Linked DNA regions of Homo sapiens: regions 2 and 3 are each linked to region 1. A link is a loop called in an ENCODE intact Hi-C map of the cell type or tissue named here. Cell type or tissue: IMR-90. All regions are shown on one strand.

Region 1 (8,000 bases):
CTGGCTTCTTTACACTGGTAGACTTAGGATAGCATTCTAAGAGGTCAACAGTGGAAGCTGCAAGATCTCTTGAGACCTGGGCTTAGAAATTATGCTGTATCAGTTTTGCTACTCTTTTTTTTTTTTTGGTTGAAATAAGTTAAGATCAGCTTAGATTCAAGAAGTGGGGAAATAGATTCCACTCCCTGATGGGAGAAGTGAAATCACATTGCAAAGAGGTACACGTACCCAGATATGAAGAAATGTTGTAGTCATCTCTGAAACAATATAACACATATGTTATACAATTCTAGGTTAAAATGATTTTTACTCAGAATTTTGAGGCATTGCTTCATTGTCTTCTAATTTTTCTTGTTGCTTTAGACTATTTGTGCTGTGGTATAGCTGGCCCTCTGTGTCTGTGGGCTCTGCATCCATGGAGTCAACCTACACAGATTGGAAATATTCAAAAAAAGAATGAATGCTTGCATCTATACTAAACATGTACAGACTTTTTTTATTTGTCATTATTTCCTAAACAACACAACAGCTATTTACATAACATTTACATGATATTAGATATTATAAGTAATCTACAGATGATTTAAAGTATACAGGAGGATATGCATAGGTTATGTTAAATACTACACCATTTTATGTGAAGGACTTGAGCACCCACGGATTTTGGTATCCAAGGGAGGTCCTGGAACCAAACAACCATGAATATCAAGGGGCAACTGTATAGGTAACTCTACATTGTATAGGTAACTTTTTTCCCCTCTCTCTTTGGAAGCTTTTTGAACCTTCTCATTATTCCCAATATACTGAAATTCCATGATGAGGTGCCCTGGTGGGGATTCTTTTTCATTCATCCTGTTGTCATTTTGTGGATATTACTTAATCCAGAGATCCTGCTCTTTGATGCAGAAATGTTCTTATATCCTGTTTTTGATCATTTCCTCTCCACAGTGTTCTCTGCTTGCTCTTCCTAGAACTCCTATTATTCAGATGTTGGATCACTAAGCAGGTTCTCTAATTTTCTTAACTTTTCTGCCCTGTTCATCTCTCTGATTATTTTCTTCTACTTTTTGGGAAATTTCCTAAACTGTATTTCCTTTTCTTCTACTGAATGTTGTATTGCAGCATTCATGTTTTTACTTTTCAAGAATTCTGTCTTGTTCTGTGATTTTTCTTTTTAAAATATCTTGTTCTTATTTCCAGGATTTCCCTGATATTATTAACCACATTTTCTTTAAAGTTTTCTTCTTTTTGCTGCACTGTTTCTGTACACTTTGGGTTCTTCCTTTCTTCTTTTTCTTTCAGTTTTTTTCTTTTATAGTAGACACTTTCCTCAAATGGCATGATCCTTGGCTGTTCATCACATTGAAAGCCAACTGGGAGGCTGGGCAATGTGGCCCACTTCTGTAATCCCAGCACTTTGGGATGCCGAGGCAGGCGGATCACTTGAGGTCAGGAGTTTGAGGCCAGCCTGACCAATGTGGTGAAACCCTGTCTCTACTAAAACTACGAAAAATAGCTGGGTGTGGTGGCAGGCGCCTGTAATCCCAGCTACTTGGGAAGCTGGGGCAGGAAAATCGCTTGAACCTGGGAGGCAGAGGTTGCAGTGAGCCAGGATTGCACCACTGCACTCCAGCCTGGGCAACAGAGCGAGACTCTGCCTCAAAAAAAAAAAAAAAAAAGAAAAAGAAAAAAGAAAAGAAAGAAAGAAAGCTGATTGGAAGCTCTAGGGTATAATAGAGGCACTTTGCCTGATGGACTCCACTGCAGACCAAACCAGTGGACAAATGGCTTATTTCTTGACTATCTTTAGGTCTTTCCTCTGGGGTAGTTTACTTTCTCCAGAAAAATTTTAACAATACTGCCCTTTGCCCAGAACAAGAAAGGCCCCTGCCTTGGGCTCCATGCTTTGGAGGGCCTCATCCTGGCCCTGCTCCTGCCATCCTTCCCTATAGGGCAAGTCCACAGGACCAAGATGTTATGCCCACCTGGAACCCAAGCTGCTCTCTAGACTATTCTCCAGGCACCAGGACCTCAGATGCCCACATGACTCTGAACATGTCCCCAAGGCCTGTATGTGTGTGTCATTTTCAGAGCATCCGTAGGGGTGCACCCCTAAGCATGAAAAGGGGCTAAATGGCAGCTGATTGCAGGGGAAGGTATGGACAGAGTTTGAATGTATAGTCTCCAGTGTCTACACATCTGGGGTTCACGGCTCAAGGGTGAGAAGAAAATGGCTGTAGGCTATGGCTGGCAACCAGGAGCTGGACCAGCTCTTCCCATGCCATCGTGCTCCTATGCAGAGTGCCAAGGATTTTGTCAGAGTAGGAGGCTAGCACATATTTTAGTTAATATTTCTTATGTTTAATTTATGAATGTTAAATATTTAGACATATGACATATGGGTATCCATTTGAACTTTTGTCCTGGGCCCCACTGATGCTGGGAGTGAGCCTGCATCTTTCAGCCTCCCAGCCTCACTAGAACTGGGTGGGGAAAGATGCAGGGTCACTCTGTCCACTCCTCAGTTCCCGTTACTCTCCCCGCATTCTTGTCGTCAGGCACACTTCTACCTTCTCTAAATCCTGAAGCCACTCTGGTTCATTCTCCCTAGAGGCTGTACATGCTGCCTCCTTGGTCCTATGAAGGTGCCACGAACACAACAAGCTACACCAGGGAAGAACTGGAGTGTATGTTCCTTATGATACACTTGAAAGCCCAACTGCAGGGAACCTGAACACATGGATCTGCATGCTAGTGAAACACTGCACGCTTTATATTGCACATTTCTAGTGGAAAATACTATGACTGTACCTGGCAATATTTTCATAAATATTATCCTGGAATTCCATTCATATTCTTAGAAAATAATTTAGCAGGAGCAAAAAAAAATGAATAAATAAATAGCCATGTTCAAAAATAAGGTTTATTGTAGTATTAATTATAAAATTAAAAACTGGAAATTTATATGTCTATCAATATGAGGTATATTTGTATTACTTATAATACATGAATACAACCATGCATTATTTAAATGTACTTATGAAGACCATGTTGAAATACACAAAATCTTTAGAGTAAAACAGAATACAAATAGTGTACATTGACTTTAGCCACTGGAAAGCAATTGTATGGGGGTAGAAGGGTCTTGAGTGTCCAATTTTCGATTATTTTTTCTAAGGTAACTTCACCTTTTCTGGTTAAAAAGTTTTAGCTAGTTATCTATTTAGCTAAAAAAAAAAAAAAAAGTAAGGCTATTTTACCAAACTGTGGATAAATGTGACATAATATTTGCTGTGCCCCAGGAGGAAATGAGAGAATTTTTTTTTTTCTTTGAGGAGTTTTGCTCTTGTCACCCAGGCTGGAGTGCAGTGGCGTGATCTCGGCTCACTGCAACCTCCACCTCCCAGGTTCAAGCAATTCTCCTGCCTGAGCCTCCCGAGTAGCTGGGATTACAGGCACCCACCACCATGCTCAGCTAATTTTTGTATTTTTAGTAGAGACAGGATTTCACCATGTTGCTCAGGCTGGTCTTGAACTCTCGACCTCAGGTGAACCACCCGCCTTGGCCTCCCAAAGTGCTGGGATTACAGGTGTAAGCCACTGTGCCCGACCGAGGATAATAATTTTTGATAACCAGACATGCTTCCTGCAACAGAGAGCTTCAGCACCCAGGTGGAAAGGAAATCCCCAGGTCACAATGAATGGAGGACTCTGTCCTGACTGCAGCAAGTAGTGTCTCCGAGTGATGTCAAAACAATTTGTTTCCACCCATAAGTTGAAGAGGAAAGACCAGGACAGGTCTTCATGGGACCGTTTAGGAAGTTAACAAAAAGTGCTTCACTCTGTAAACTGCAAAAAGCACTGTAAAAGTAACCCTGGAGAGGTTGGGCGGCACTTAGATGGACAAGAAAAGGAGGCAGTGAGAAATCAGGCAGAGGCAGATTTATTACAAAGGTAACAAGGTTTCAGCTCAGGGCTGTTACTGTGCAGACTTCTTCCAAAGCCCCTTCTCTTCTCATGCAAGTCAATCTTTTTGTATCTAATTTTTAATTCATGGTTTTATATTCTTTGTTTGTTTCTGTTTGGGGTTGGGTTTTTATTGGGTTTTGGTTTGTTTTTTGTTTTGCAGGGTTTCTTTTTCTTTTTCTTTCGAGACAGGGTCTTGCTGTGTCACTCAGGCTGGCTCACTGCAACCTCCACCTCCCTGGCTCAAGCAGTCCTCTCACCTCAGCCTCCAGAGTAGCTGAAACCACAGGTGCATGCAGTCACACTCAGATAATTTTTAATATTTTATAGAAATGAAGTCTCACTATATTGCCCAGGCTGGTCTCAAACTCCTGGCCTCAAGTGATGCTCCTGCCTCAGCCTCCTAAAGTTCTGGGATTACAGGTATCAGCCACTGCACCTGGCCTGATTTTGTATTCTTTTCCTTAAAGATGACTTTAAAATTGCATGCATTTTAGGCTCACAAAACCTAGATCTGCTGCTGAGAATGGGCACTATATATTAAAGCTCTCTCAATGTACACACACACTCCACATAGATGCATTAAAATACTCTCTCTATATATACATATACACATCTCTATACATATTAAAACGTTTTCTATATGTACATATATTTATATATTTTTGTATACAGTCACACACCCACTCAGAAAGAGAGAGAGAGAGACTCTACCTAATGAAATCACCAATGCAAAGCAGCGTCCTTAAAGAATTCTAAGAAAAATAGGGAACCCCAAAAGAATGGTCGATGTAAAGTAGGTTTAAGTAATCTGATCAAGAAATAATTCAGAAACTAACTTTTAAACGACACCAACATCAATACTGAAAATCATCTGAAATCTGGTCCATTCAGTAACCCAGGCAGAGGGTCAGAGGTGTGATCATGTTTGCCATTCTTCTCTTTAGGATTTGCTGACCCAATTTGCACCAGTTTTTAGCCTCTTGAAGAAACAAATTCTGCACTTACCTAATGCTGCCAGCAGGTGGTAGACTTGGATTACTCAGGCATAATTATTTTGAGGCACTGAGCTAAAATACAAACTGGCTCATTTGATCTCGATTCTATAAGATAGATCCTGTGGTTTTCCTCGCTTTTCAGATGAGACATAGTAAGACTTAGAGATGTTCAATCACTTGCTCATATAGTATGATGTTTTCCATGATTTTTATTTGGAGATTTGCAAAGTGAGTTATGTAGAAGTTAATTCTGTCTGCACAAACAAGAGAATAGGGAAAAGACTAAAAACAAAAAGGAAAGACAGGCTGAAGGTGCCTGCCAGGTGGATGGATCCTAGCTTTCCTTCTGCTTCCAAGGATGTCCTGAACTCTTCCCTTGGCAAGAAGAGCCTCAGCCTTTCTTGGAGATCCGAGGTGCTGGGAACACTGCCTGCCCAGTGAAGGTTTCTGCTGCTTTCAGTGTCCTTGGATGGCTTGTTGTATCAGCATCCTCTTCAAGCACTAGCCAGCATTCGGTTCTAGCAGTGGATCTCTGGATCCGCTGGATCCCTGTAGCCTGTGCTGTCCTCAGTAGCTTACCCCTCCCTCTCGGATAAAAAAGAGCTGAGAAGGATGGGACACAGTTGGTCCAGAGGGCTTCTTCTGATCAGAGGGTCACTCCAAAGAACAAATGCCATCACTGGAGCCAGCCTTCCAGTGCCTAGCGTCTCTCATCGCAGTTGAAAGGTTGTGGCACACTCCAAATGCCTTTTCCTCTCTTCCCTTGCTGAAGGCCCTGGAGGCCAGAGGTAGTTGTTGGTGGAAACGGACATGGCAGCTTCTGTATGGACAGCATTCTTTTTTTTTTTGAGATGGAGTCTCTTGCTGTCACCCAGGCTAGAGTGCAGTGGCATGATCTCAGCTCACTGCAAACTCCGCCTCCCGGGTTCAAGTGATTCTCCTGCCTCAGCCTCCTGAGTAGCTGAGATTACAGGCGCCCGCCACCATGCCCAGCTAATTTTTTTGTATTTTTAGTAGAGACAGGGTCTCACCATGTTGGCCAGGATGGTCTCAATCTTCTGACCTCGTGATCCACCCACCTTGGGCTCCCAAAGTGTGGGGATTACAGGCATGAGCCACTGAACCCAGTTCATGGACAGCTTTCTGTCATCCCAAGGAGATGGCACTCTGACCATCTGTGGGACTTCCCTTTCAATCTCACAGGCCAACCTGGTCCCTGCTAGATGTACACCTGGCTCCCGAACCTCCCTGAAAGCGCCATTGTCCTTGTGATCATCTGATAAGAGCCATCTAGCTCACTGAACACGAGAACTGTGGGACCGTGCCCATGGCTTAAGCCTGTAATCCCAGTGTTTTGGGAGGCTGGGGCGGGAGGATGACTTGAGCAAGGGGTTTGAGGTTACAGTGAGCTATGATCATGCCACTGCACTCCAGCCTGGGTGATAGAGTGAGATGCTGTTCTATAAAAAAGAACTGTGGTCTTTTCTTTTCTCACAATCACCATCCAGTGCAATGGGAGGCACACAGTGGCCATCACAGCTCATGAACAAATCACTTGCTAATGCTTATTTTTACAATATTTTATGTGTATCAAAAAGCAATTTGTTTAATAAACAATAATGGCTTTCCTTGAGTGAGGTGAGCAAAAAAATGGATGCCTGAGTTAGAGGCCTGGGTTCAAAACCTAGCCCCACTACTTACGAGCTCAGGGTCCTAGGGCAAGTGACTTACTCTCTCCGTGCCTCTCTTCCCTCATTTCTAAAATGGAGATGGTAATAGTCATAGATTTCTCATAAACTTGTTAGAGAGGATTAAGTAATTTAATACCTGTGAAGTGCTTACAATGGTGCCCACAATGATCATTATTCAGCAGTTTATCACAATGGTGAAAAGGCAGACCTAGGTTCAAATCTTATCCTTGCTCTGTATAAGTCGTCCTCTGATCTTGATTGGGTCAATTAATCCCTCTAAGCCTCAGTTTCCTCATTTGGAAAATGTAGGTATAAATACCTACCCTTAGGGTTTTTGTGAGAATTAAATAAAATAAAAGTGCATGACTCTATATACATTCACAAGTAGAAAATAAATGTTATTTTTATTAATAAATTTCTTTAATAAGAAATAGTTTTTAATGTGCAAAAAAGTATGATCTCAATAACCCTACTCATCTTCAGTTACTGCAATCAAAATTCCAACATACTACTTTGTCACTAAGTCACTAAATGAGTTGTTTTTCTCCATGTTTTATGAGAAAAGTCATCGTGCTTCCACTGGTAAGAATTAATTATTGCTGAGTGAATGATTAATTCAGCATCATTAAGCAACTGTGTTTTTTAAAAAGGCTAATTTGAGCTATAAGCAAAACATGTGGAAAGGGTACAACTACTATAAATTCAACATTTTGAATAGATTTCTCGTAAATCTGCTGCTTTAAATGTTAAATAAACATTTAAAATTCATTGGGACTTCTTAGCTGAAGCCATGTTTTAACAGGATTTATAAGTTTTTTCTAAAATTGGGGACCAAACTCTGCGTGTGAAATCATTTTTAAATGCTTCCCTCATGGGAACTGTTGAAATTAGTGACTAGATTATTTTAATGGTTTCTGCTTATACATTGGTTCCACCCACTAGATCCTCACTCAGCTCCTTAAGAGCAGGGACTATGTAAAATGCATCTTTGTGCCCCCAGCACGAAGCACAGTGCTCGGCACTATGATCCATCAAGTTTCATTAACCAAAGCTGGTGAAGAAGGCCAGGAGAGGAGGGTAGTGAGCCAGAGAGGAGCCCAGGGTGGCATCCAGCCAAGATCTCAAAGGGATGACAAAAGGGTGTTCTAAACTCCCAACGAGCTGTCTGGAAAGGCCAGGGCTGAGCTTTTTTCAAGAATCCTGGAGAGCCACCACATATGGCTTTTCCATCAATGCAAAGAACAGAGTCACAAGAGCACTAAGAGAAGCTACACAGAAGGGCACGAGTTATTGGTGGCACGGGGGAAAGTCTGGAAACCTATACACCAAATCATTCAAGGTTAAC
Region 2 (8,000 bases), 530 kb after region 1:
TTTAGAGTTGCCAGTTTTTCTGCTCTATTTTTTCCCCATCTTTGTGGTTTTATCTACTTTTGGTCTTTGATGATGGTGATGTACAGATGGGTTTTTGGTGTGGATGTCCTTTCTGTTTGTTAGTTTTCCTTGTAACAGACAGGACCCTCAGCTGCAGGTCTGTTGGAGTTTGCTAGAGGTCCACTCCAGACCCTGTTTGCCTGGGTATCAGGCAACCACGAATGCTGCTGTCTGATTGTTCCTCTGGAAATTTTGTCTCAGAGGAGTACCCGGCCGTGTGAAGTGTCAGTCTGCCGCTACTGGGGGTGCCTCCCAGTTAGGCTGCTCAGGGGTCAGGGGTCAGGGACCCACTTGAGGAGGCAGTCTGCCTGTTCTCAGATCTCCAGCTGCATTCTGGAAGAACCACTGCTCTCTTCAAAGCTGTCAGACAGGGACATTTAAGTCTGCAGAGGTTACCGCTGTCTTTTTGTTTGTCTGTGCCCTGCCCCCAGAGGTGGAGCCTACAGAGGCAGGCAGGCCTCCTTGAGCTGTGGTGGGCTCCACCCAGTTCGAGCTTCCCCACTGCTTTGTTTACCTAAGCAAGCCTGGGCAATGGTGGGCGCCCCTCCCCTAGCCTCGGGGCCGCCTTGCAGTTTGATCTCAGACTGCTATGCTAGCAATCAGCGAGACTCCGTGGGCGTAGGTCCCTCCGAGCCAGGTGTGGGATATAATCTCCTGGTGCACCGTTATTTAAGCCCGTTGGAAAAGCGCAGTATTTGGGTGGAAGTGACCCGATTTTCCAGGTGCCGTCTGTCACCCCTTTCTTTGACTAGGAAAGGGAACTCCCTGACCCCTTGCGCTTCCGGAGTGAGGCAATGCCTCGCCCTGCTTTGGCTCGTGCAACGGTGCGCTGCACCCACTGACCTGTGCCCACTGTCTGGCACTCCCTAGTGAGATGAACCCGGTACCTCAGATGGAAATGCAGAAATCACCCATCTTCTGCGTTGCTCACGCTGGGAGCTGTAGACCGGAGCTGTTCCTATTCGGCCATCTTGGCTCCTCCCCCCCTTCAATTTCCTTAATACACTGTTGTTTATTATTTCCTTCCTCCTGTTCACTTTGGGTTTATTTTGCTCTTTTCCTCCCTAGTCTCTTATGGCAGAAGCTTAAATTGTTGTTTTGATACATTTCTTGTTTTGTAATACAATCATTTAATGCAGCAAATTCCCTTCCCACTTTAGCTACATCCCACAAGTTTTGATATGTTACATAGTTATTTTCTTTCATTTCAATATATTTTCTGATTTCCCTTTTTTAAGTGTGTGGTTTGCTTTCTTATTGTTTAGAAATTTTCCTGTTATCCTTCTCTTATTGATTTCTAGTTTAATTCCATTATAGTCAGAAAACATACTTTGTATGATTTCAGTGCTTTTAAATTTAAGGTTGGATATGTTATTCACAATATGGCCTATCTTTGTAAATGTTCCATGTGCATTTGAAAAGAATGTGTAGTCTGCTGTTGTAGTGTGTAGTGTTCTGTAAATATGACTTAATTCAAGTTAGTTGATAGTGTTCCATTCTATCCTTGCCACTATTTCTATATATTACATAGAAAGGAGTGTTGCAATCTCCAAGTATTATTGTCAGCATGTCTACTCCTTTTATATTCTGACAATTTTTGTTTTCTGCATTTTGAAGCTCTATTCTCAAGTGCTCATACATTTAGAATTGTTGTGCTTTCCTGGTGATGAATTGATTTTTCTTTTTTTTTTAAAAAAAGTGTATTGAGGTAAAATATACATGTATAATTCACCATCTTTACCATTTTAAGTGTAAAATTCTGTGGTGATAAATAATTTACATTATTTTTCCCCTTCATTCCCCCTTCCCCTCTCCCCTCCCCCCTCCCCCCTCCCCAGCCTCTGGTAACCACCTATCTACTCTTCATCTCCATGAGATCTCTTCTTTGGCTCCCACAAGTGAGGACATGCAGTGTTTGTCTTTCTATGCTTTGCTTATTTCACTTAACATAATGGCCTCCAGTTCCATCCATGTTGTTGCAAATGGCAAGATTTCACTCTTTTTATGGATGAATAATATTCCATTGTGTATAGGTACATATTCTTTATCCATTCATCCATTAGTGGGCACTTAGGTTGATTCTGTATTCTGGATTTTGTAAATAGTGCTGCAATAAACATTAGAAGGCAGACATCTCTTTGATACATTGACCTCCTTTCTTTTGGATATATACCCTATAGTGGAATTGCTGAATCATGTGATAGTTCTATTTTTGGTTTTTTGAGGAAACTCTATACTGATCTCCATAGTGGCTGTGCTAATTTACATTCCCACCAACAGTGTACAAGGGTTCCCCTTTCTCCACATCCTTGTCAACATCTGTTATTGCCTGCCTTTTTGGTACAAGCTATTTTAAACAAGGTGAGATAATACCTCGTTGTGGTTTTGATTTGCACTTTCCTGATAATTAGTGATGTTGAACATTTTTTCATATACTTGTTGGCCATTTGTATATCTTCTTTTGAGAAATGTCAGTTCAGATCTTTTGCCGATTTTTATTTATTTTTAAATTTTTAATACTTTTTACTCTTTTAAAATATTTTTTTAACTGACACAGGGTCTTGTTCTTTTTTCACCCAGGCTGGAGTGCAGTGGCATCATCACTACTCACTGCAGCCTCAACCTTCTGGGCTCAAATGATCCACTACAGCTTCCCAAGGAGCTGGGAATACAGGTGCATGATGCCACTGCACCCAGCTACTTTTTTTTTTTTTTTTTTCAAGAGGTAGGGTCTTACTATGTTGCCTAGGCTGATCTTAAACTCCTGGGCTCAAGCTATCCTCTCGCCTTGGCCTCCCAAAATGCTAGGATTATAGGTGTAAGCCACAGTGCCCAGACACCCATTTTAAAATCAGATTATTTGTTTTATGCTATTGAGTTGTTTGAACTCTTTATATATTCTGGTTATTACTCTCTTGGCAGAGGGACAGTTTGCAAATATTTTTTTCCCATTTTGTAGGTTGCCTGTTCACCTTGTTTCATTTGCTGTGCAGAAGCTTTTTAACTTGATGTAATCTCCGTTGTCTATTTTTGCTTTGATTGCCTGGAGCTTTTCCTCAATGTTTTCTTCTAGTAGTTTCATAGTTTCAGGTTTTAGTCCTTTTAAATCTTTAATCCTTTTTGATTTGATTTTTGTGTATAGTGAGAGATAGGGATCTGGTTTCATTCTTCTGCATTTAGTTGTTCAGTTTTCTCAGCACCATTTATTGAAAAGACTGTCCTTTCCCTATTGCATATTCTGGGATCTTTTGTCAAAGATGAGTTGGTTATAAATGTGTGGATTTATATTTGGGTTCTCTATTATGTTCTATTGTTCTATGTGTCTGTTGTTATGCCAGTACCAGTGAATTAACTTTTCTACCAATATGTAATATCCCTTTTTAACCCTGGTAGTTTTCTTTGTTCTGAAGTCTACTTTGATATTAACATAGTAGTTTTGTTTCAGTTGGGGTCTTCAATGTGCAGTTTTTTTTTTTTTTTCCATAGTTTTTCTTTTTAACCTACCTATACTATAATATTTGAGGAGAGTTTCTTATAGAGAGCATGTACTTGAGTCATTTTTATAAAATTCATTCTGTCAATCTCTATCTTTTAATTGGTGTGTTTATGTCATTTACATGTAATGTAATTATTGATATGTTTGGATTCAGGTCTTCTAATTATTATTTATTTTCTACTTTTTTCTGTATTTTTAGTTCACCTTTTTTTTTTTCCTTTGTTTGGTTTACTTAAACTTCTTTTTTAGTATTCTAGTTTAAGTTATCTAGTGTGTGTGTTATTGGGTTTTTTTTTTCTTCTTCTTTTTTTGAGATGGAGTCTCTCTCTGTCACCCAGGCTGGAGTGCAGTGGTGCAATCTAGGCTCACTGCAACCCCTGCCTCCCAGGTTCAAGCAATTCTCCCACTTCAGCCTCCCAAGTAGCTGGGACTACAGGCATGCACCACCATGCCCAGCTAATTTTTGTATTTTTAGTAGAAACAGGGTTTCACCATGTTGGCCAGGGTGGTCTCAAACTCTTGACCTCAAGTGATCCACCTTCCTCAGCCTCCCAAAGTGTTGAGATTACAGGTGTGAGCCACCACTCCCGGCCTCTAGTGGGTTTTTGGCATTAACTCTTGGTGTAATTTTTCAGTGTTCTAAGGATTACAATATACATATTTGACTTTTTGTAGTCTATTTAGAATCGATATTTCACCATTTCAAGTGGAATATCAGAATCTTACCACCATATGGATCTCCTTACCTTCCTCCTCTTTTTGTTGTAATTGTCTCATGTATTACAGCTACATACTTTGAAACTTTTTAAAATGGTGTTAAAAATTTTTGCTTTTAATTGTCTTACATATTTTAAAGAACTCAACAAGAGAAGAATAACCTATTATACTTATCCAGATATTTGCCATTTCTGTTCTTGTTCATTTCTAATGTTCCACATTTCCTTCTGGTATCATTTTTTCTTCCCCTCTTACCTACCTAAACAATACCTGGTGGCCCAGCAGAGACAAAGAATCACAGCAAGAGAAAGAGAAATCAATTTAATTAAAGATTTAATGGCTGCAGGACTACTCAGAGGCAGTTCCTAGTATAACAGCGCCACCTGCTGGAAGAGAAGCCAAATAAACTTTTTTTTTGTTCCAAGGCAGCTGTGACCAAGCTCTTGCTGGAACTGAATGCCTGACGCGAGGATGCTTTGTGACTCTTTGGCCTGCCATCCCCATTTTGGGGTGTATCAACTCACTCAATGACTAAAAAAGTGAGAAGAGCCTAAGAGATCTCTCCGTTTAAAAGGAAATGGAGTATTCAAGAGCCAGTTGGCCTCTCCTTAGCAGCATCTTGGCAGCAATCCCTTTAGCGGAAACATTATCACCAACCATGCCCCCTAAAGCAAAGCTGCTGTAGGTGTTCAGCCTCAGCACCATCTCCATAAAACAATAAGTGAACATGATCACTCTGCTCAGTGGGCAGAACTCACTGCAGTCCTAATGCCCTCGCCAGTGCTTCCCGCAAAGAAATTTGCTACATGTTAACTAACTCTTACCTGGCACCAATGGCCTGGCCGTCTGCTCTGCTGCTGGGAAGACTCTAGACTGGAAGGTTACAGACATCCCTCTTTGGAGCAGCAAACTGGAAACAAATCGAGGCCGCTGATGGGCAGCTGGTGTCACAGATGTGGATGCCCTTGGTAAGGATTCTCTGACGAGACTGACTGGAATCAAACTGCTTGATAGATCCCTACCCGAATCCACATCCACGTTTTGGGGTGCCTTGAGCCCAGGCAGGGGAATCTCAGAGGAACAAGAGTGGTAAACTCACTGCTGGTGCTGAGATACTTCAGGCTTTGGTTTTCTTCCAAATGCATCTGCTGCTATTTACTTTTCCGAGTCTTCAGATGGCTGCTCCATGCGTGCCGCCCAGGGTTACAGCTGCCTTCGGTGGGATAGACAGGTCAGGATATGCTTGTTCCATCTCATCCAGAACTGGAACCAAGGGGAGGATTTTAGCAGGTGGAGAGGAGGCAAAAGGGCATTTCCAGGAGAACAGCAGCACTAGGCAAAGCACAAAGCTGAGAACATAGGACAGGCTCTGGGGGCAAGAATAGTTCATCTGGCTGGGTCCTGAGTGCGCAAGGAGAGCAGCAGGTGAGAAATCTGACAGAAGGGCTTGGCCTTAGCATGGGGCCTCAGGAAAGGAGAGTGGGCTTTGCTGGACAGCGTCCCCGGGAGTCACGGAGAGGATCCAAGCTGAGAAGTAGCTATGGCAGAGCTGTACTACGGGGCCTACACGTTGTCCCTCCACCTGGAACTCTTTGTTCTGCTCTTCCCCCAGCCAACTCTTTCTCATCCTTCAGGTTTCAGTGTAAGTCTCTTTCCTCAGGGAAGCCTACCTGACCTCTCACCACCTGCTCAGCTCAGACCGTGGCTCCCATAGAATACTAGATTTTTCCTTCGTGGTCCTTATCATGTTGTCAATTGTTTACTTAGTCATTTGCAATGATTTGTTTCACATCCATTTTCCCTGCCAGCCTGTGAGCATATTTCTTGTTTATTGCTAAGGGCATTTGATCAGCAAACTTGCAGGAAGAATGTGCTCTCTGCCCACCAGGGCATTAGGTGCCAACATTCCCAAGGACGAAGTATGTGACCTTTCCCCATGTTGTTAGCTTGTTGCCTGCACAGACCCTACATCCCAGTGTTCCTGGTCTAGCTGACAGGGGTTGTGTGTGGAGTGGAGGGAGAAGGGGCGGGTGGCAGAAAGACTGGGTCAGAATCCACTATAGTAGGCAAAGGAGTTGCCGGCCATGCTGTAACCAGGGCCTGAGGGGTGAGGCTACACTCAAGAGTGAAGCAAACACCACCCAGACTTTTTTGAGATCCTGGATATTGGGGAGCCCCAAAACAGGACCTTCTGACATTTGCCCACCTCCTGCAGGCTGCAGCGAGCCAGGCTGCCCAGTCTTCCTCTGGCAACTCAGAGGTACCATCACACTGGTGAGAGGAAGGGAACTGAGTGCCTCTTGAGCCAGGACAGAGCTGGGGCTTCAAGTTACTATTTCCAACGCTATTAGCACATGTGATGAGGGCCTAGGGGGTGCAAGGCTCACTCTGGGGTCACTGACTTGGGGATATGGCAGGGCCAGGACAGGGACTCCAGGTCTGTCTGCTTTGAAGCCCCGCTGAACTCCAGCAGGCCCCATGCCCCTCAGGAACCACCTTGGGGAGGGGGATCTGAATTCAGGGGCCACCTCAGCCAGCTCCTTCATCATCCTCTGTCTTCCACACCTGGAGCTCGTTTATGCCAGGGCCTTGGAAGAAGATAATGCAGGATGAGGACACAGCGTGCAAACCACCCGGCTGTGTCCCACACAGCCTCCTCCTGCCTCTTCACCTGTCTTGCATCCGCCTACAAGTCTAGTCGGTTCTGTTTGGTTTTTGCCTGATAGACCTTCAATGTCTGGCAATGTCTGTCAGTAATTACAGCCCACAATTCCCTAGCAAATTTATTTAGGAATGAATTATTTCACAGACTTCAATAACAGTAAATTGCTTATTCCTAGTGGGTTCTGAGGCATTCAGAGATGGGCTATACAAAGCCATGCTGATCCTCACTGTGGGAACCCTAGGTTCTTTCCAAGCGTCCCCCATCCTCTCCCACTCATCAGGAGCTATGGGCCTCCGTCAGGGTGTGGCCCCCAGCTGGCCAGGCCACAGACTGACCAAATCCTGTTGGATCATTTCAGCTGGAGATTCTTGAGGGGAAAATGTGTGATTTAATGGAAAACTATGAATTGTTTAGATCACACCCTGTAGGGGTATCTCACTGTGTGCTGTTTTACAAATCTATAAGTTGTAAATGACTGACAGCAAACAAAATAAGTCTTGCCTATGGACATGCAAATAAATTCTCTCTGGTGAAGGGATGACCCTGCCAATGTGGAGAAACCAGTTTGGGATCCACTTGTAAGTTCATTTTAATATTCCTGATATATAAATGTGTCTATTCTTTGGATTCTCCCTTGAACATGTTGAAACATCCTATAGGTTTCTGCCAGGCAAGTTGTCAGAGCCCTGGCAGTGGAGAGTGATTGGCTCACATATGGGAAAAGAATGTACCGACAGCAGAATAGGTTTGAAGAGGAAAGTTTTATTAAACAGAAAGAACACTGCAGCAGAGTATAGCAGGGCGCTTCAGCTAGACAAGACTGAGCGTGCCAAGGTGGATTTTCCTTAGGGGTATTTATGGACCTTAAAGTGGGAGCTTAAGGGTAATTTGGACCATATTAGCCATGTAGGTAATTTGGTGCCTTGATGTCGGCAAGTGTTGCACAATGAGTTTCAACATACATGCATTCCGGAGATGCATTAGAAATCCTAGTTACTTATACATGTTTTAGAAAGAAGCCTGGTGTCAGATTATGGCTTTAGAAAATAGGAAAGTCTAATT
Region 3 (8,000 bases), 270 kb after region 1:
CACAAACTCAGCTTATAAGAAAACACAGTATCTTGAAAGTGTATTAAAATGAAGCATGATAAAACGAGGTATGGCTGTATTTGATTTAAATTTAGAATTTGGTAAGATGCAGCTCTGTGGATGTTTCAAAGAAGCATGTGACTAGTTTCTTAATTTATATTTTTGAGGTCTAAATATTGTCCTAAAATATTTTATGTTTAACTGAGTTTTTTCAGGAATCGTGTAATCTTTTAGTTGTTGATAATACAAGTAATTATTTCCATCAAAGGGAAAAAGTTACTTAAGCAAAAGACTTAGCCCTGTTTATGGGCTCTGCATTTTCTGTCCTTTCTTTTTCATGTAATACATTATATGCATCTTACATGTCATTGTTTTCCTTTTAATATATGGATGTATGATAATTTATTTAACTGCTCTGTTCTCTGTTACTTTTTTTTTTTTAAATAGACAGGATCTCACTTTGTCATCCACACTGGAGTACAGTGGCAAGATCATAGCTCACTGTAACCTCACACACCTCCTGCCTCAGCCTCCCAAGTAGCTAGGACTACAAGTGTACCTCACAATGCCTGGCCAATTTTTTATTTTTTTGCAGAGATGAGGTTTTGCTGTGTTGCTCAGACTATTTATTTTTATTGCTTTTCTATTCTTAACAGAATTTCAGAGAACATCTCTTCAGTTAACTTTTCACTCACATATTGATCCGTTAATAATTCTGATAAATTTCTAAAGATGAAATTGCTGATTCATGTTAAAGACTTGATCCTGTTAACCAGTCTTATTGCCTTCTTTGATGATTTCTGAATATTATCTATAAGCCTTCTGTCCAAGGCCATTCATTTTCTCCAGAGGAAAACACACCAGATTTGCTGGTTAGATAACATAGGACATCTGTTTTTTGAACAGTGCTTTTACCTCTTAGCACTGTGATTTGGGTCCCTAGATGCGCACACTCTTTTGCTGAGCTTCTTATCTTCCATCTTTTAGTTATATGGGATAAGGGTTTTACCAGATTCGTGTAGAGTTTTAGTTGATCCTTCTTGTCAACCTTAAGACTTATCATTACATATTAAGGAGACTGGTACTGCAAAGTCCGGAACATATCCAGAATTCCTCAGGATGAATTACATTACTTTCGGTCATTATTTCCTGTTGCAGCTGTCCTCATCTTCCAACAGGTTCGTCCTTTCCATTCCTTTCCTTCCCCTTCCATTCTTTCAGATGGAGTCTCACTCTCTCACCCAGGCTGGACTGCAGTGGCGTGATCTCAGCTCGCTGCAACCTCTGCCTCCTGGGTTCAAGCAGTTCTCCTGCCTCAGCCTCCTGAGTAGCTGGGATTACAGGTGCGCGCCATCACGGCTGTCTAATTTTTGTGTTTTTAGTAGAGACAGGGTTTTGCCATGTTGGCCAGGCTTGTCTCAAACTCCTGACCTCAGGTGACCCGCTCACCTCGGTCCCCCAGAGTGCTGAGATTACAGGCGTGAGCCACCACACCCGGCCGTCCAACAGGTTCTTGACATTGGTATGCTGTGGTCCACTTTCCTCTGTGCTTGTGGATTTCTGCCTGTGTAAATTGCTTTATTATTTTAGTGACTTATTGGGAGGGAGCAGATAAACATGAGTTTGCTCTATCATATAAATGGAAGACTTTTTATGTCTTAATTAAGTAGAACTGTAACATACATGTTTCATAACTGCTGCCAAACCACCCCTGTCTAAGTGGTTGTCATGTACTACCTGGCTTATAAGATGATCTTCTGCTCCCTCTCATATCTCCCTACATCATTGCAACCATATGGATCTTTTAAGAAATCAGATCCCATCACACTCCTCTTTAGAAACTCATCAATGGGCCAGGCGCGGTGGCTCATGCCTGTAATCCCAGCACTTTGGGAGGCTGAGGCGGGTGGATGACGAGGTCAGGAGATCGAGACCATCCCAGCTAACACGGTGAAACCCCATCTCTACTAAAAATATAAAAAATTAGCCAGGCGTGGTGGTGGGCTCCTGTAGTCCCGGCTGCTCGGGAGACTGAGGCAGGAGAATGGCGTGAACCCGGGAGGTGGAGCTTGCAGTGAGCCAAGATCACGCCACTGCACTCCAGCCTGGGCGACAGAGCGAGACTCTGTCTCCAAAAAAAAAAAAAAAAAAAAAATCAATGGTCCCCATTACACTTTTGGATCTTATTTTGAACTCAGACACCATTTAACCTCATCTTGTATCATCTTGGCTTGCATTTTGTTTTTCAGGTATATCAAGCATGTTCTAAAATCAGAGCTTTTTGCTTTGCTGATTGTTAACAGAGAGGGACTGGAATGCTCTTGCCTCCTGCTCTTTCCTTAGCTGGTTCCTTTTCCACTCAGGTTTATATTCCTATGTCAAGTCTTCAGAGAGTCCTACATCCTTTTCTTTTGGTCCCATCTACTCATTCCTCTGGCCCCCTCTTCCCAACTGTATTACATTGTCATTTTGGTTTTTGTTTTTCTTCCATATTCTTTCTATTAATACTTTATATACTTAGTTTTCATGTGCACCTGCCACTAGGATGTGAGTTTCATGAGATGAACCTTGTTTTGTTTTTCATATTTATTACCATGCCCTCAATGCTTAGAGTAGTTTCTGTCTCCTGGTAGGCACTCAGGTGTTTGTGTTAAGTAAATGAATGCCATTAGAAATGTAACTTGGGGCTGGGAGCGGTGGCTCACGCCTGTAATCCTAGCACTTTGGGAGGCCGAGGCGGGTGGATCACGAGGTCAGGACATCGAGACCATCCTGGCTATCACGGTGAAACCCCGTCTCTACTAAAAATAGAAAAAATTAGTTGGGCGTGGTGGCGGGCGCCTGTAGTCCCAGCCACTCGGGAGTGTGAGGCAGGAGAATGGCGTGAACCCAGGAGGCAGAGCTTGCAGTGAGCCGAGATTGCGCCACTGCACTCCAGCCTGGGCGACAGAGCGAGACTCCTTCTTTAAAAAAAAAAAAAAAAAGTGTAACTTGGAAGAGGTATATATTTAAAATTGGTAACTTACTTGTAGCTAAATCAGAAAAGAATGATACTTTAATAAATAAAAATGATTGAAAGACACTTGAGGATTTTGAATAAAATTATATCCAACATAATTGGTTAAATCATTTTAGCAGAGTCCAGTACTTAAAAAGTCTTAAGTGGGCTGTGTGTTCAAGGCATGCAGTTTGTAGAGCTGCAGTTGAGCATTTTGAACAAAGGAGTAAATTATCGTCTTGAAATTGTAAAATTATTTTACCAGCTTGCATTTTTTCCCCTTCTGTAGGAGAATAACACTAACAATATGTGAGAATAACGTGAATAAGAAATGAACAGTAGTAATCCTTAGCATTGTATAAGTACTGAATTTGTAAAGAGTAATAGTGCCATCTAGTGGAAGAGCGGGAGCTACAGATGAAACCAGAGTCCTTAAGCCAGTGTTCATTCTTTTACGTTAAAGTATGTAACAGAGAGGAATTTACACTCTATTGCCCTTTGTGCCTGTTCACTCATTCATGGAATGGAAATGTAATATCAATACTAATGCTAATTACTGTCAAGAGAGGCATTCATAGAACTCTGATGGTTAAAACAATGATGCATATAGGCAGTTACGCTTTCTTGAGACGAAGTCCTTAATAAACTGCTAACAAAGATTACATTTTGTTGTTACTGTATCAGTTCTTAGAAGTGAGATGAGATTGAAAAGTAGTTTGGAGCCACATTGTGGAGGGCACTTGAATGTCAGGCCCAGTAGAGGTTGATAACAGGCCAAAGGGAAGAAAGGAGTGGTGGTGTTGGCAGTGTCTGAAAATGGTTATAGTTGTTGAGTGGATTAGATTGGAGAGAGATTAGCAGTAGGGAGACCAGATGCAACTTAATTAGAAAAATGTGCTCAGCAGTAAAAGCCTGAACTACAGTGGGTGGTAGCAGTGAAGTGTGTGTGTGTGTGTTTTGAGACAAGGTCTCACTCTGTTACCCAGGTTGGAGCTCAGTGGCACAATCATGACTGACTGCACCCTCGACCTCCCAGGGCTCAGGTGATCAGCCTCCCGAGTAGCTGGGACTACAGGCGAGTGCCACGACTCCCGACTAATTTTTGTGCTTTTTGTAGAGACAGTGTTTCACCGTGTTGCCCAGGCTGGTCTCGAACTGCTGGGCTCAGGTAGGTGATCCACCTGCCCTCGCCTCCCAGAGTGTTGGGATTACAGGTGTGAGCCACTGCACCTGGCAGTTTTTTTTTTTATTGCAAAAGTAGTACATGCTTATCATAGTTGAAAAACCATTGATAAGCACATGCAGATACCATCCAAAATTTTTATCACCCATTGAATACCTTTTGGCAAGATTTAGAAGGATAGAATCAGACTGTACATGTCATTTTATATAGTGTCTTTTTGCACATTTACTATAAAAATTTTCATGTGATTATAAATCTCATTTAATAGCTAAATTACATTGTTCTATGGAAGTAGTATTTGTTTAGCCAGCTAACTGTTTAGCGTTTATATTTCTTCCAGTTCCTTGCTATTGAAGAACAGTGCTTTAAATCACCTTTTGGCATTTATGTTACTTCCAGTTTGATACTGAAAACATTGCTCTGAATCACCCTTCAACTAAGTTTTGGCTTATCTGTGATAGTCTTCTCATAAATTCCTAGAAGTAAAATAATTTAAAAAAAGCAAAAGGAGATATGGTTTTCATGCTTGAGTTAGTTACAGTTTTAACAAAACAGGCCGGGCGCGGTGGCTCATGCCTGTAATCCCAGCACTATGGGAAGCCGAGGCGGGCGGATCATCTGAGGTCAGGAGTTCAAGACCAGCCTGACCAACATGGAGAAACCCTGTTTCTACTAAAAATACAAAAATTAGCTGGGTGTAGTGGCAGGCAACTGTAATCCTAGCTGCTCGGGAGGCTAAGACAGGAGAATCGCTTGAACCCAGTAGGTGGAGGTTGCGGTGAGCCAAGATTGTGCCATTGCACTCCAGCCTGGGCAACGAGAGTGAAACTCTGCCTCAAAAAAAAGAAAAAAGAAAAGATATTCTTTGTAATGACATGGGGTTGTGGAAATGGGAACTCTTAACATATTGTTGATGTAAATTCATTTGGTCCACTCTGTGGAGGACAGTTTGGTAATAAGTATCAGAAGCATTTATTTTACATAGTTTTTTTCTCTTTGCCTTTTATCAGATTACTTAAATGTATGTAGTGATTGAAAGTAACTAGTAGACCAAATTCTGGGTGCACAGGGATGGTATAGTTTTATTTTACTGTTTTAAAAAACTTCAGGTAAAATACACATAAAATTTGCCATATTAAGCATTTTTAAATGTATATAGGTCACTAGTGTTAACTATATTCACATGATTTTGCACCTTATTTCTAGAACTCTTCATATTGCAGAACTGAAACTCTGTACCTACCCATTCAACAATTTCTCATTTCCGCCTTCACCCAGCCACCAATTTTTCTTTCAGTCTCTGAATTTGGCTATTCCGGATACCTTATATAAGGGAAAGCATACAGTATTCTCTTTTTGTGACTGGCTTATTTCTTTAGCATAATGCCCTCTAGGTTCATCCAATTTGTAGTACATGTCAGAATTTCCTTCCTTTTTAAGGCCGAATAGTAATCCATTGAATGTATACACTGCATGTTTTCATTTGTCCATGGCTGTATACTTGGGTTGCTTCCACCTCTTGGCTATTGTGAATAATGCTGCTATGGACTGTTGGTGTACAAATAATATCTTTGAGGCCGGGCATGGTGGCTCACGCCTGTAATCCCAGTACTTTGTGGGTGGATTATTTTATGTCGGGAGTTTGAGACCAGCCTGGCCAACATGGTGAAACCCTGCTTCTACTAAAAATACAAAAATTAGCCGGACGTGGTGGCTGGCACCTGTAGTCCCAGCTATTTGAGAGGCTGAGGCAGGAGAATCACTTGAACCCGGGAGGCTGAGGTTGCAGTGAGCGGAGATCACGCCACTGCACTCTAGCCTGGGCGACAGAGTGGGACTCTGTCTCAAAAAAAAAAAAAAAAAGTATGTGAATGTGTGTGTGTGTGTGTGTGTGTGTGTGTGTATATATGTGTATATATGTGTGTGTGTGTGTGTGTGTGTGTGTATGTGAGACCCTACTTTCAACTTGTTGGGGGCATTTACTGAGAGGTTGAATTGCTAGATTATACATTAATTCTATTTTCAAATTTTCTTGAGAACTGACATACTGGTTTCCATAGTGCTACAACATTTTGCATTCCCACCAACAGAGCACGAGGGTTCCATTTTCTCCACATCCTCACCAACATTTGGTGTTTTCTGTCTTTGTTGATAGTAGCTATCCTAATGTATATTAGGTAGTATCTCATTGTGGTTTTGATTTGCGTTTCCCTAATAATTAATGATATTGAACACCTTTTTCATATGCTTATGGCCATTTGTTTAGCTTTGGAGAAATGTCTATTCAAGTCCTTTGCCTATTTTATTTTTATTTATTTATTTATTTATTTTCTTGAGACGGAGTCTCGCTTTGTTGCCCAGGCTGGAGTGCCGTGGCGCGATCTCGGCTCACTGCAAGCTCTGCCTCCCAGGTTCACGCCATTCTCCTGCCTCAGCCTCCCGAGTAGCTGGGACTATAGGCGCCCGCCACCACACCCGGCTAATTGTTTTTTGTATTTTTAGTAGAGACGGGGTTTCACCGTGTGTTAGCCAGGATGGTCTCGATCTCCTGACCTCGTGATCCGCCTGCCTTGGCCTTCCAAAGTGCTGGGATTACAGGCGTGAGCCATGGCGCCCAGCCTTGCCTATTTTAAAATCAGGTTGTTTTCTGTTGTAAGTGATGGTGTCATTTTAGGTTGATGATATTTGTTATAGTCGGGAACTAGAAAGAATTTGGAGACCATCTAACTGACTTTTTACTGGAAATGATTCTGGAATATTTCCTGAAAGATGAGATAGTTTAGCCAGCTTCCGCTTGGAAGTTTCTGGTGTAAAGGGAACATACTGTTTTGAGAGTAGTCTGTTCTATCTTCTGGACAATTGCTAGAAATTTATATGCTTTTTTATTTGTTTATTTTTAATATTTATGACACATGCTGGCAGTAATAGAAATTTATAAGCTTTTTAAAGAAATTAGCAAAAAATATTTGTCCAAATACATATATTCTTTTATATATGTATGTGTATGTAGGTGTGTGTATATTTATATACTCACACTGTGGAGAAAATGTGGAGTACCAAAAATCACAGGAAGATAATAAAAACCACAAATACTGAAAATGCATGACTTGAAACAATATCCCATTATCTGAGTTTCTCTCAGACTCCTTCCTTATGGTTTTTTATGGACCTGTTTTGTTTATAGGATTCTAGATAGATCATTTTGTTGGTGTTTAAGAAATTTTATTTTTGAAACGTTTTACTGTTTCATTATCGTTATTCATGCATTATTTCTCACATAAAATTTTACTTGATTCATGTGTCAGAAATGTAAAAAAACTTTTTTTTACTTGTAAAGATATTCCAGAAAAAAGAAAAATTACATTTTAATATTTTAAAATAAAGGATAAAAATAAAGATGTCATGAAGAGCAACAAAAATGGCGCAGGTCTTTGCATGTCTGAGAGTGGCTCTCCTTCCTGTTCACCCGTGGACAACAGCTTCACTGAATATCTTTTTGTCTTTTGGCCTAGATATTGTATTTTTTTCCTTTATCCTAAACTGACTAGCACCTATCTCGGATATTGGTCTTTCATTAATTTTGCTTGATATTTGATGTGCCCTTATATTGGGAAGACCCAAGTTGTCTTTTATTTTTGCTTCTCAGTTTATAGTTTTTTTCTTAAATCTTATTATAGGTATATTGAATGTTCTGAATCTTCACGCTGCTCATCTTTTGTTTTGCCTCACTTTTCTCATTTTCCTTCACTATTTCCTATGGTTTTGTTGTTGCCATTTTTTGTTATACTAATTCTTCCTTACTGCATGAGAACTCTGCTT

Evidence for each region. A loop is a pair of places that touch in the nucleus more often than their neighbours do. Peaks named below come from ENCODE experiments on the same cell type or tissue, not always from the same donor. Only the 100,000 strongest peaks of a DNase experiment are listed, where the experiment ranks them.
Region 2: it touches region 1 in a loop (16-fold over the local background); 55 of 110 quality-filtered maps call a loop at or near these places.
Region 3: a loop joins it to region 1, with 12 times the contacts of the local background. A loop is called at or near these places in 99 of 110 quality-filtered maps.

Annotation. Positions count from the first base shown.
Region 1 is chr18:36,281,873-36,289,872 of GRCh38, reverse strand. No RefSeq gene overlaps it. Among named protein-coding and RNA genes, the nearest start is that of FHOD3, 12 kb to the left of the region's middle. In IMR-90, a CTCF peak has its summit at 4,992 (motif pointing right); a DNase peak (open chromatin) is centred at 5,002; H3K27me3 peaks cover 196 bases.
Region 2 is chr18:35,753,354-35,761,353 of GRCh38, reverse strand. No RefSeq gene overlaps it. Among named protein-coding and RNA genes, the nearest start is that of MIR187, 150 kb to the left of the region's middle. RefSeq lists an enhancer at 4,515-4,809. In IMR-90, a CTCF peak has its summit at 4,652 (motif pointing left); a DNase peak (open chromatin) is centred at 4,663; H3K27me3 peaks cover 2,326 bases.
Region 3 is chr18:36,013,258-36,021,257 of GRCh38, reverse strand. All of the region lies in intron 6 of RPRD1A (regulation of nuclear pre-mRNA domain containing 1A), which reads left to right. Among named protein-coding and RNA genes, the nearest start is that of RMP24, 45 kb to the right of the region's middle. In IMR-90, a CTCF peak has its summit at 3,394 (motif pointing left); a DNase peak (open chromatin) is centred at 3,387.